2 separate regions of the Mus musculus genome follow, and region 2 is linked to region 1. Evidence: chromatin loops called from intact Hi-C (ENCODE). Cell type or tissue: gastrocnemius. All regions are shown on one strand. Links, peaks and the distances in the headings refer to the core of each region. The heading gives the core; the rest is flanking DNA.

The links. Peaks named below come from ENCODE experiments on the same cell type or tissue, not always from the same donor. Only the 100,000 strongest peaks of a DNase experiment are listed, where the experiment ranks them.
Region 2: a loop joins it to region 1, with 1.8 times the contacts of the local background. A loop is called at or near these places in 1 of 42 quality-filtered maps.

The regions. Positions count from the first base shown.
Region 1 is chr5:118,475,107-118,480,481 of GRCm38, reverse strand. No RefSeq gene overlaps it. Among named protein-coding and RNA genes, the nearest start is that of Gm46921, 15 kb to the left of the region's middle. In gastrocnemius, for the core only: no CTCF peak of the experiment used is centred there; a DNase peak (open chromatin) is centred at 2,046; H3K4me3 peaks cover 814 bases; H3K27ac peaks cover 3,024 bases.
Region 2 is chr5:118,363,313-118,368,687 of GRCm38, reverse strand. No RefSeq gene overlaps it. Among named protein-coding and RNA genes, the nearest start is that of Gm46942, 6.1 kb to the right of the region's middle. In gastrocnemius, for the core only: a CTCF peak has its summit at 2,828; no DNase peak of the experiment used is centred there; H3K27ac peaks cover 1,511 bases.

The sequences.
Region 1 (5,375 bases), core at 146-5,145:
TTGGAAATCCTGTCATTCTCTTTGCAGGCAAGAGGCTCAGTGGACCCAGGATCAGGTCTGGGAATCCCACATGAGTCCTCGTTTGAGTACAAAAGTCAGGTCTGAGAGAGGAAGGCAGGGAGGGTGGAGTGTAAGTCCTGGCTGGGGCCTGAGCCTCAGAGCTAAAAGCACGTGGCCACATTGGGTACAGAATGTCCTTGTCGTCCCCCAAGCACAGAAGCACAGAACCGGTTTGCACTCTTCCTTTCTTCATACTTTCATAGATGAGTCAGACATCGTCCTTATCCATTCCCAGCTATCAGGACTGTCCATCTGTCTGGCCGTCAGCCTCACCCAGTGAACAGAGATTAAACACCTCACACACCCAGAGGATGGAGGCCAGCATCAGCTGATTCCCTGGCTTTCTAGGAAGTGATGCTGGCTTCTGGCTGTAGTCAAATCTGCACTGGGGCTTTCTCCTAGGTAAAGAACTGGAGGATACATAGTTAACATTTAAAATGACTTGGAAAACCAGGTGTGGTGGCGCACGCCTTTAATCCCAGCACTTGGGAGGCCGAGGCAGGTGGATTTCTGAGTTTGGGCCTGGTCTACAGAGTGAGTCCCAGGACAGCCAAGGCTACACAGACAAGCCCTGTCTCAAAAAACAAAAACAAAATGACTTGGAAAACTGGGGATGGTGGGGCTTGACTGTATTCCCAGAATTCAAGAAGCTGAGGAGAGAGGATTATGGATTTCAGGCTAGCCTGGGCTACAGTGAAACTTTGCCTGACCCCTATCCACATTCCCATCCTAAAAACAAAAGCAAACAACAAAATGGTCTTGAAAAATAAAGGCGGAATTCGGCCTTTCTTCCTGTATTTATTTGTGTTTTTTTTTTTTTTTTTTTTTTTTTTGGTTTTTCGAGACAGGGTTTCTCTGTATAGCCCTGGCTGTCCTGGAGCTCACTTTGTAGACCAGGCTGGCCTCGAACTCAGAAATCCGCCTGCCTCTGCCTCCCGAGTGCTGGGATTAAAGGCGTGCGCCACCACGCCCGGCTTATTTGTGTTTTTTATTGGTTATTTTATTTATTTACATTTTAAATGTTATCCCCATTCCCAGTTTCCCCTCCACAAGCCCTCTATCCCCTCCTCCCTCCCCCTACCTCTATAAGGGTGCCCCCTCCCCCACCCTACCTCCCCCACTCCTGCCTCAGCGGCCTATAGTTCCCCTATCCTAGGTAATCAAGCCTCCACTGGACCAAGGGGTCCCCCTCCCAGTGATGCCAGATAAGGCAGTCCTCTGCTACATATCCAGCTGGAGCCATGGGTACCCCCTCTGTACTCTAGTTGGTGGTGCCTGCATTTACTTTATTATTTAATTTATTTATTTCACTGTATACCTCTGGCTGGCCTCGAGCTATGTGGACCAGGTTGCTCTTGAACTCAGAACTCACAAGGATCTGCTCCTCTGTCTCCAGAGTGCTGGAATTAATGTGTGCCACCGTGTCTAGGCAAAATCAGAAATTTTCAACAATAGTCCTCTCTTGGCAGAACACTTTGGGACACTCACTATAACTTCTTTATCTTGAGCCAGATGTAATTAAAGCTTACAGGGCCTATTCTAGTATTCTTTTCAGATAGATAGATAGATAGATAGATAGATAGATAGATAGACAGACAGATAGGCGCACAGGCACACATTAGGGCAGGCTCATGCACATGTCCATACTGTTAGGTCACGGGATGCCTTTTGGAGTCAGAGGTGAGGAGACTCTGGGTCTAGCCTCCAGCTCTCTGGCCACCAGTCCTGGCCTTTTCTGTGCCCAGCCACACAGAGGACCCACAGGGAACCCACACCATCGTGGCTATCCTTAAACCTAGCTGACCTGGAGGTCTGGGATAGAGTAAGCCCTTGAATGGGGAGGAAGCCCAGAAAACAAACAAAACAAAACAAAACAACCCCCCCCCAAAAAAAAACCTCACCACAATAAGGAGGGGCGAGAAACGAGAGCCTATGAGAACACAATATACAGATTAGGAAGGCGGAACCACCCATGCATTGGCTGATTGCTGGCCTGACGTCACAATGGCCCAGCCTGCAGTGCTGCAGGCAAGTTATTTGAAAAGGTTTTTGGTTTCCTGCGTTTCCTGTCTTGTGAAGGGGAAATGTGTTCACGTGTGCAGAGGGCGAACTAACGGGCCCGGGGGTGGGGTGGGGGGGAGTGTTGCAGGGTGGGTGTTGTTTGGTGGCTCTGCTGTCCCTGACAGTCAACCAAAGTTTGAAACTGAAGCGACCGCAGGGGAAGCTGTGAATGCCACATGACCCGTGGGGACTTCGCAGCTTCTTCAGTTTAGGGGAAGCCCAAGCAGACCCAGCCTCTATGATTGGTTCAATCCGTGTGAGTTTTAAAAATTTTAGTTTAAAAAAATAATTTTTTTGAGACAGTGTCTCATCATGAAGCTATGGCTGGCATGAAATTCACGCAGTTCAAGCCACCCCTGTCTCCTGGGTACTGGGATTAAAAGTGTGCATCACTTCGTTTTGTCTCCATGTGATTTATAAAAAAAAAACAAAAACAAAACAAAACTACTTTGCTTCCTAAAACCCCCCTGGGCTTTCCCCAAGTCCCATGTCAACAACTCACAGTTCCTTCAGGATGTTGCTCAGTCACTCCTCCCTGGAGAGTCATCTGACCCTCCTTTTCAGCCTTGATTTGGATGAGAGGACAGTGAGTCGTGGCTGATCTGTGTGCTGCGTTCTAGCTACACAACGAACATGTCAGGGCTGCACAGCCACACACAGCGGTCCAGGGACAGACCGGTGCTAGAATCTGATGAGAATCTCCCACTAGATGAGAATCAAGTACAGGGCTAGTGGCGATTGTCCTCATTGTCCACATCGAGATGACGATCAATAATGAGGCGCCAAGAAAAGCCAAAGGATGGGGCTGGATTTCCAGAGTCTCTTGTGTACCCGGATCAACCTGGATCTGAAAGTCATGGCCCTGAGCATTTTAGTTACCCGATTAAATGTAATCTCCCTTTTGAAAGGAACCAACTTAGCCAGTTTTCTCTCAAGACCATAAAGGAGTCTTCAATTGTGTATCCAGCCTTCAGACAAAATCTTAGTCTCAGCGTGGATCTGGGCTTTGCCAGCCTCTCCCCTCCTCCACCATCTAGTCCCCGCCCCCAACACCGGTGACAAGTCACAGGTTCCTACTGCTTAATCTATGGTTGTTTGTGACAAGTAGAACAGATGGGTCTCCTTGGAAAAATGGCGTGAGAACCAAGTAAAAGAGACTGGGGTTAGATGAACATAATTAACGTCCCCTGTCTGAGCCTCAGTTGCTCCATCTGTGACATGGGAGAGTGGCAGTCCCTCCACCTTGGAACTTGGTGGAGGTTTCATGCAACACCTGGTTTCTGATACATGCTCAAGAGACAGTGGCTACCAGCCTCTCCCTGACAGCCTACTGTGGACGAGGCAGGGTCTTCCCTAGGCTTCCTGGACAATGAAGGGACAAGAGAGTTAAGGTGGTCACCGGGGGATGGGGTGTTCACCATAAGCAGCTCTGCTTCCTTGTCACTACTGGCCACAAGCACCTGCCCAGCCAGCAGGGCACACTGGCCTGTCATCACTCCAGGAAGGGGCTCCCAGCCAGCCGTGCAGGCGGTTTCTATTCTAGGCTGGATTCTGGCTCCTTGTGGTGTCAAGACCTACCAACTTGTTCTGCAACCCCAGCTGGGCTCCAGGCCCTGCCAGACCCCCTCCTGGCCCCAACTTCCTTCCTGGAGCAACTGTTGGTCTGACTTGATTCCCCTAGATGTTGTGCTGTACTCACAGGGGTACGGCGGAGGAAGCCTGTATTTGTGGGGTTCACCATGCACCACTCAATGGTATGTGTGGCATAGCATGGGCTAATGTTTCAGCTTCCCCTACACAACCCTTGAAGACAGTGCCAAAAGCTGCCCACTTTACAGAGGGCAAAACTCAGTGAGATACAAGATCAAGACCCAGATCCTGTAAGATCTTCCTGTACCCAGAGGTACTGTCTGCCACCGGGGGTTAATATCGTGAAATGTATTAAACACCACAGCTGCCTGGGTCCAAGCCTTTTCTATTGCCTGTTTTTGCTGACCTGACAGCTCTTCCGGGCTAGCTTCTTTCTCTCCTGCAAGGGTAAGCATCACCCTTCATGAAAGAGGTTCTCCTCCGGCCCCTGTAGCAGGCCCCACCTCATTTGCTTCCTTCTAAATGAGAATCTGACTTTCTTATTCCAAAAGTTGGCATTTACCCAAAGAAGCCAGGGCCAGAAAGAAATATGTTTGGATAGATCACAGGTTCTAAGTACCACGCAAGCCAAGGCAACGAGACAAAAAGACCAAGGGAGGGATGTTCAGGTAGACTGGCCAGGGCGGGCATCTCTGGGCTCGGGGGCAGCTTTCAGATTTGAGTGGTAAGAACGCTTTTCATGGGCAGCCAAGGTAAAAGGCTCCAACCAGGAGGAAAAGCCTCTTTGAAGGCACTGGTGTGCAATAAGGGGATTGGAGTGGAGAATGAGGTAAGGCTCGGGGTAGATTGCATAAAGTCCCCAGGCTGAGATAGGGGTAGGTTTGGCTTTAGGCTGTCTTCCTGCTGCACCATGAGATTTCTGAGACCAGGGTCCCGTTTATGTGACCCAGGCATGTGTTCTCCACTCTAATCTAGCGTGTGTCCTGTATGCTCATAAATAAAGCCTGAATCTGTCGGTGTGTTGTTGTTTTGTGACCTTCCATACTCTGGGTACTCCTGAGTGTTTCTCCAGGACCTTTGTCTTGGTCCTCTATGCTTGTCTTCTGGAGTTCCTGTTGTATTTTGAGACAGAGTCTCATGTAGCCCAGGCTGTCCTGAGCATGCTATGTAGCCAAGGATGACCTTGAACTCCTGATTCTCCTGCTTCCAATGTGCTGGGCTTACAGTCTTGTGGCGTTATGCCTGACTTTTCCAGTGCTGGGGAGGGAACCCAGGATGCACTTTATGCCAGACAAGCACCCTATCAACTGAGCTGCATCCTCCACCCCAGCCCCTCCCCCTTGCTCCTCTGCCCCTCTAACTCAGAGAAGGCATCTCAGTCTCTTGCGGCCATCTGCTCCCAAGGGCTTTGGAATCCCTCCAGCGTGGTACATTACTGAAGGTTTCTGGAGGCTGTGAAATAAATGCCACAGGGTTCAGATGAGTGAGGGCTCCCAGGTGTGTGCCCTGGTAGACCTGGTGCCCCCCCCCCCAAAGCAAGAAGGCTGCTGCCCCACCAACTGTGAGGAAATTTGCTCACAGTAATGCCTGGCTTGTGATGCACAAGGGCCGAGGGAGCAGTAGGGCTGAGGGAGCACTAATGCCAAGGGAATATGGTGTCTGAG
Region 2 (5,375 bases), core at 53-5,052, 110 kb after region 1:
GGCTTTGTGTGTGCTAGACTTTTTACCACCAGCACCCAGATCTGAAGCTGGGAGAAGCTGGGAGAAGCTGGGCATGCTGGCACATGCCTGCAATCCCAGCACAGGGGGTGAGGAGGGGTGAAGGCAGGGGGATCAGCAGTTCACCGTCATCTTCAGCTGCATCCCCCTTAGGCAGGTGGCAGAAAGGCCATCTACCTGCAGTATTCCCTCCATTCTTTATAGGATGCAACTTGCAGCCACACCAGCTAACTGCTGGTAGGCGAGGGGCTGTCACTCACAGGGGCTGACTCTCAGGTAGACACATCGTCTTGGCAGTCTGAGCCCAGAGAATCTTGTCTCTCTCATCAGAGAGGTCAGCCTCAAGGGCTGGCTGGGGACAGCCCTGGTTAGTTAGTCCTTTGTTAAGATCCCTGCCTGGCACCTGGGAAGTTAATTAGCTAACTAACTAGCCTGGTTAGTTAGCTCAAGCACCTGCTGAGCAAACATGAGGCCTAAGTCCCAACCCCAACACAGTGGAAAAGCCAGGCATGGTGGGCATGCTTGTAATCACTGAGCTGGGGAGGTGGATCCCGGAAAGTCTGGCCGAATCAGGGAGATCCAGGTCTCAGGGAGAGCCTTTCTTCAAAGTAAGGTCAGGTCAATGGTTCCAGAGGTTGACCTTGGACCTACACACACACACACACACACACACACACACACACATACTAACAGACACACACATACATGTAAACACACATATGCACACATCACACACACTGTCATACACATGCGCCCCCATACACACATACTCACACACATAAAAACACATAACACACACGCACATACTGTATATATACTCTCACACACATGCACACACCAATATACACTCTCACACACACATACCACAAAGCACTCTCACAGACACACACATATGTACACATATACACTCTCACAAACATGCACACACATCACACATACATGCACATACACTCACACACATATGCATACATACTTACACACATATACACACATACATATGCACACACTCATATGCAGTCACACATATACACATACACTTACATACATGTACACACATATGCACACATGAATATATACACTCACACACATATACACATAAACTTACATATATGCACACACACATGCACACATACCACAATGCACTCTCACAGACACATTTACACACACACACACAGAGACACACACACACACACCACATCAGATTAGATAGAATGCCCCCAGCTGTACTGTACTGAAGGCTTTTGGGAAGCAGAGGGTTGACTCAAATTGCTGTCAGCCGACTCCGGGCTCCTGTGTTTCTTCTCTTTCAGAACTATTTTTGGTGAGTGTTCAGAGACTGCACACACCAAAGTGTTTGGGATTTGAGATGCGAGCCTGAGGATGATTAAAATTAGCCGCTGATGAGCATGCCCAGAATAGCTCTGTCCTCCGTGTGTGTGCGTGCTCTGCATGTTCATGTGTGAGCGACTGTGAGCAAGTGTGTGTGCTCGAGTGTGAGTAAGTGCGCGTGCATGCATGTGTGTGTGTGTGTGTGTGTGTGTGTGTGTGTGCATTCGTGTATACATTCCATGGTGTGTTGACAAAGTAGACCTGCTCTTAGGCAACCTCCCCAGAGTCCTCAGGAGGAGATGGACACCATCACGTGGCCTGTGTAGCTCTATGTCCCCCATTTAGCCACTCTCTGGACTCTCTGGACTCCTGCAGTAGACAAGGCACTGAGCCCATCTCCAAGGGCTGTATAACAAGCACCCACCAGCTGTGGCTGGCACCCATAGGAATGTCTCCTCTCACAGTTCCAGCCACCAGGACTCTGACATCCAGGTGCAGCAGGACCACATTCCCTTCTGCGTCTCCAGGGAGGAGGCTTGGCTTGGGCAGCTCCCTGGCTTGTGGCTGCAGCATGCCCACTCGGTCCCCATGTTCTCTCAGTGTCTGGGCCCCGCCCCCATGGCCCTGTGCTTTGAGTGTGCCTATGCTCAAATCTCTCTACCTCCTTAAGGAAGCATCAGACTTGCTAGGCAGGCCTTTTACCCTAGCTGCTCAGAAGCTGATGCAGGAGGACCACAGGTTCAAGGCCTGCTTGGACTTTGAAATTCAAGGTCAACTTAGTGAGACTCTGTCTCAAAAGAAGAGAAAGGTTTTCTGGGGCTCTAGGTCCACTGACCACAGTGGCAAGTAGGGTGCTTGCCTGACATATGTGGAGACTAAGGTTCAACTCCCAGTATTGGGAAAAGGAGGGTGAGGAAGAGGAGCAGAGGGAGGGTGAGGAAGAGGAGGAGGGTGAGGAAGAGGAGGAGGGTGAGGAAGAGGGGGAAGCAAGAAAGAAAAGGAGGAAGAGGGTGAGAAAGCAGAGGAGGGGGAAGAGGAGGAAGGGGAGGAGGAGGGAAAGAAAGAAGGAAGAAAGGAAGAGGAGAAAGAAGGGAAGAAGAGGAGGGGGAGGAAGAGGATGGGGAAGAAGAGGAGGAAGAAGAGGAGGGCGAGGAAGAAAAGGAGGAGAGGAATAAGAGAAGGAGGAGGAAAAGGAAGAAGAGGAAGGGGAGGGGAGGAAGTGGAAGAGGAGAGGAAGAGGGTTGGAAGAGGAAGAAAAGAAAGAGGGGAGGAAGTGGAGGAGGAAAAGGAGGAGGAAAAAAAGAGGGAGAGGAAGAAGAAAAGGAAAAGAGAAATATGGCCTAACTAAACTACATTTACAAAGGCCATATTCACTAGTTTGGGGCACTAGAACTTAGCATGTGCCTTAGGGGAGGGACACAGTTCAACCCTTAGCAGATGAGTTAGTGGTAGCTCTCATGGCGAGGGAGAAAAGGCCCCCTAATGGCCACGTCTGTGGAAGTTCACTTGATCTCAGTTTGAGTCAGATGGCAGTAAGCACAGGCTGCCACGTGGCCGATGGCTGATCAAATGACCAGCTCCACTCTCCCCATCTCGCTATGCTCTACCACCAATTTCCCTTTCTAAGAGTCAGAAGTTCCAGGAGACAGGAATTATATAACTCAAGGTCTCTGCATTCCCCCCTCTCTAGCACCTCCCTCCCCGCACAGAGCAGGTAATGAATCTGCCATGCTTGCTGACTTTAGGTTATGCAGAGGACCTGTGTTCATCTAAGGGCTTTTGAGGTACAGTTGAGTGTAACCCCAGAAGGCTGATCCATTACCCTCCTGTACTGGATCTCCCCAGATCTTTCTCCTACTCAGAGCCTTGCATGTACAGGAGTCAGGGCGGTGGTGGGGGTGTCTCCCAGTAATAGGATGGCACTGTAATTGCTCAGCAAGATTACAACATCAGGCCCATCCATCAAGCTGCTCCTAATGGAATGTGGTGTCCCGAACGAGGAGGGCAGGGTCATAATGTGGGGTGTCTGTAGGCTGCTTTCTAGCTATGAGCTATGGAGCTGAAATGATAGTCCGATCAATGATGTAGAGGCACTAAAATATAGCTCCGTGAATCTGCACATCCGTAAAACCGAGTTATTGACAACCCTGAGTGGATGTATCTCAGGCCGGCTCTTTTAGCCCTGACAGCTAGCTAGTTCTCTCTCTCTCTCTCTCTCTCTCTCTCTCTCTCTCTCCCAAAAGGGATGGGAATGCAGTTCATTTTTTTTCATAGTCTTCATAGCAGACCACACACCCCCCCCAACAAGGCCCAAGTTCAAATGCTTTTCTCTGTTCCATGGGTCTGTAGGGAAGAAATAAGCTCTCAGGGGCCTTCCCAGTTACCCTGAAGCTCCATGCCTGCCTGGTCTGGCCACACCAAGCCTGTCAGTGGGCCAAGAGGTGGGAAGGGGAAGTGCTGTAGCAGGCCATCTTGCCGCCTGCAGGGTTCTAGAGTGAGCAGATAAGCCTCTATAGCTTCACCACCCACTACCCCGTGACCCAGACATGGGTTTCGCCTGGTGAAAGCGATATTCTCTTTCTGCTTTGTGTGTTATTAATTTGTGTGTGTGTGTGGGGGGGTGAATACTAGCAAAAATGAATGTATTTACACAGTTGTGTTTCCTCTTGAGACCTTCATGTCCTCCTAGGGGTTTTATACTGCTTCTCACTCCTCTGGGGAATGGCGAATGGCAAGAATATCCAACCAGGCTGGCCTCAGAGGGGGTCACTGTGTTGGAACTGACCCTTACTCCCACTCTGTTGTGAGGGACCCCACTGAGGCACAGAGCCAAGAGGGACACCGAGGCTCCAGCATAGTTATGAAGTCACATCCCAGGTCATCCCTCCTCCTCTACACACCAGCAAAGCCAGCTTCTTTCACTTTCTCCCCTGCAGTGCCCACCTCCCCTCAGACCACACACCTGTCGAGGGCAGGGCTTGGCAGGCACAAGCTTCCGTCCTACTCCTACCACAGCATCAGTACCATTATGCAATGGAGATATTAAGGATCCCAGGTCCCCGGCCATCAGGTCTCCTCATTGTAGGCCCAGAGCTTATCGTTCTTAATTTAATGTCCAGCTTCCCCTCACCAATGAGGAGTTCCTCTACAGAGGAGGCCTCTTCATTTGTCTTTATTATTATGATTGTGACTTTAGCAGCAAGGTAAAGGAAGACCCATGGTAGGAGTGGAAAAATGGATGAATGGACGGATGGATGGATGGGCAGACAGATGAATAGACAATGGTATGTATGGATTAATGATGGATGGGTAGATAGATGGATAGAAGGAAGGATGGATAGATACTGGGATAGATGGATAGATAAATGGATGGATGCATGGGTGGGTAATGAAGACAGACAGACAGATGATGGATAGATGGTGGCCATATAGACAAATGGATGAGGAGATGGATGGATGGATGGAAGGATGGATAGATAATGGATGGATGAATAGATGGATAGCGATCTTCCCTCTCACCTTTGGGTTAGTTTACTCTCTTGTTGCCTCTGCTGACTCCTTCAGCGACATCAGGACCAGCCTTTCCAGGCTTCCATCGTTTACTGAGGACCAGAGGATCTCCAGGAGCCCTCCAGGTTTCCAATACCACATTGGACTGCTGAGGCTCCCAGCCTCGGTGACAGGGCCCTTATCAGGTTCTTGGTCCTCGGGTGTGAATCAGCTGTTGTCATTTTGAAGTAAGCTGATTTAATACGTTACCTTCATGGGTTATATCGATCCTATCAAGTCTGTTCCTCTAGAGATCCCTGACTGACCCAAAGATCTGAGTTCCAAACGTCAGATCAAAAACCCACATCAGAAGGGAGCCACTCCCGTAAGTCCCTGGTGTCTGATGGTGACCATCGACCCCCAGTATTCCTTGGTGACAGCCACACCACTGTCTCCCCATTAATCGCTTCTCCCGAGTGTCTGCATGCTAGCACTGTTTGTCCTTCTCAGGACAGCCACGGAGGAACTTAGGAATGTAG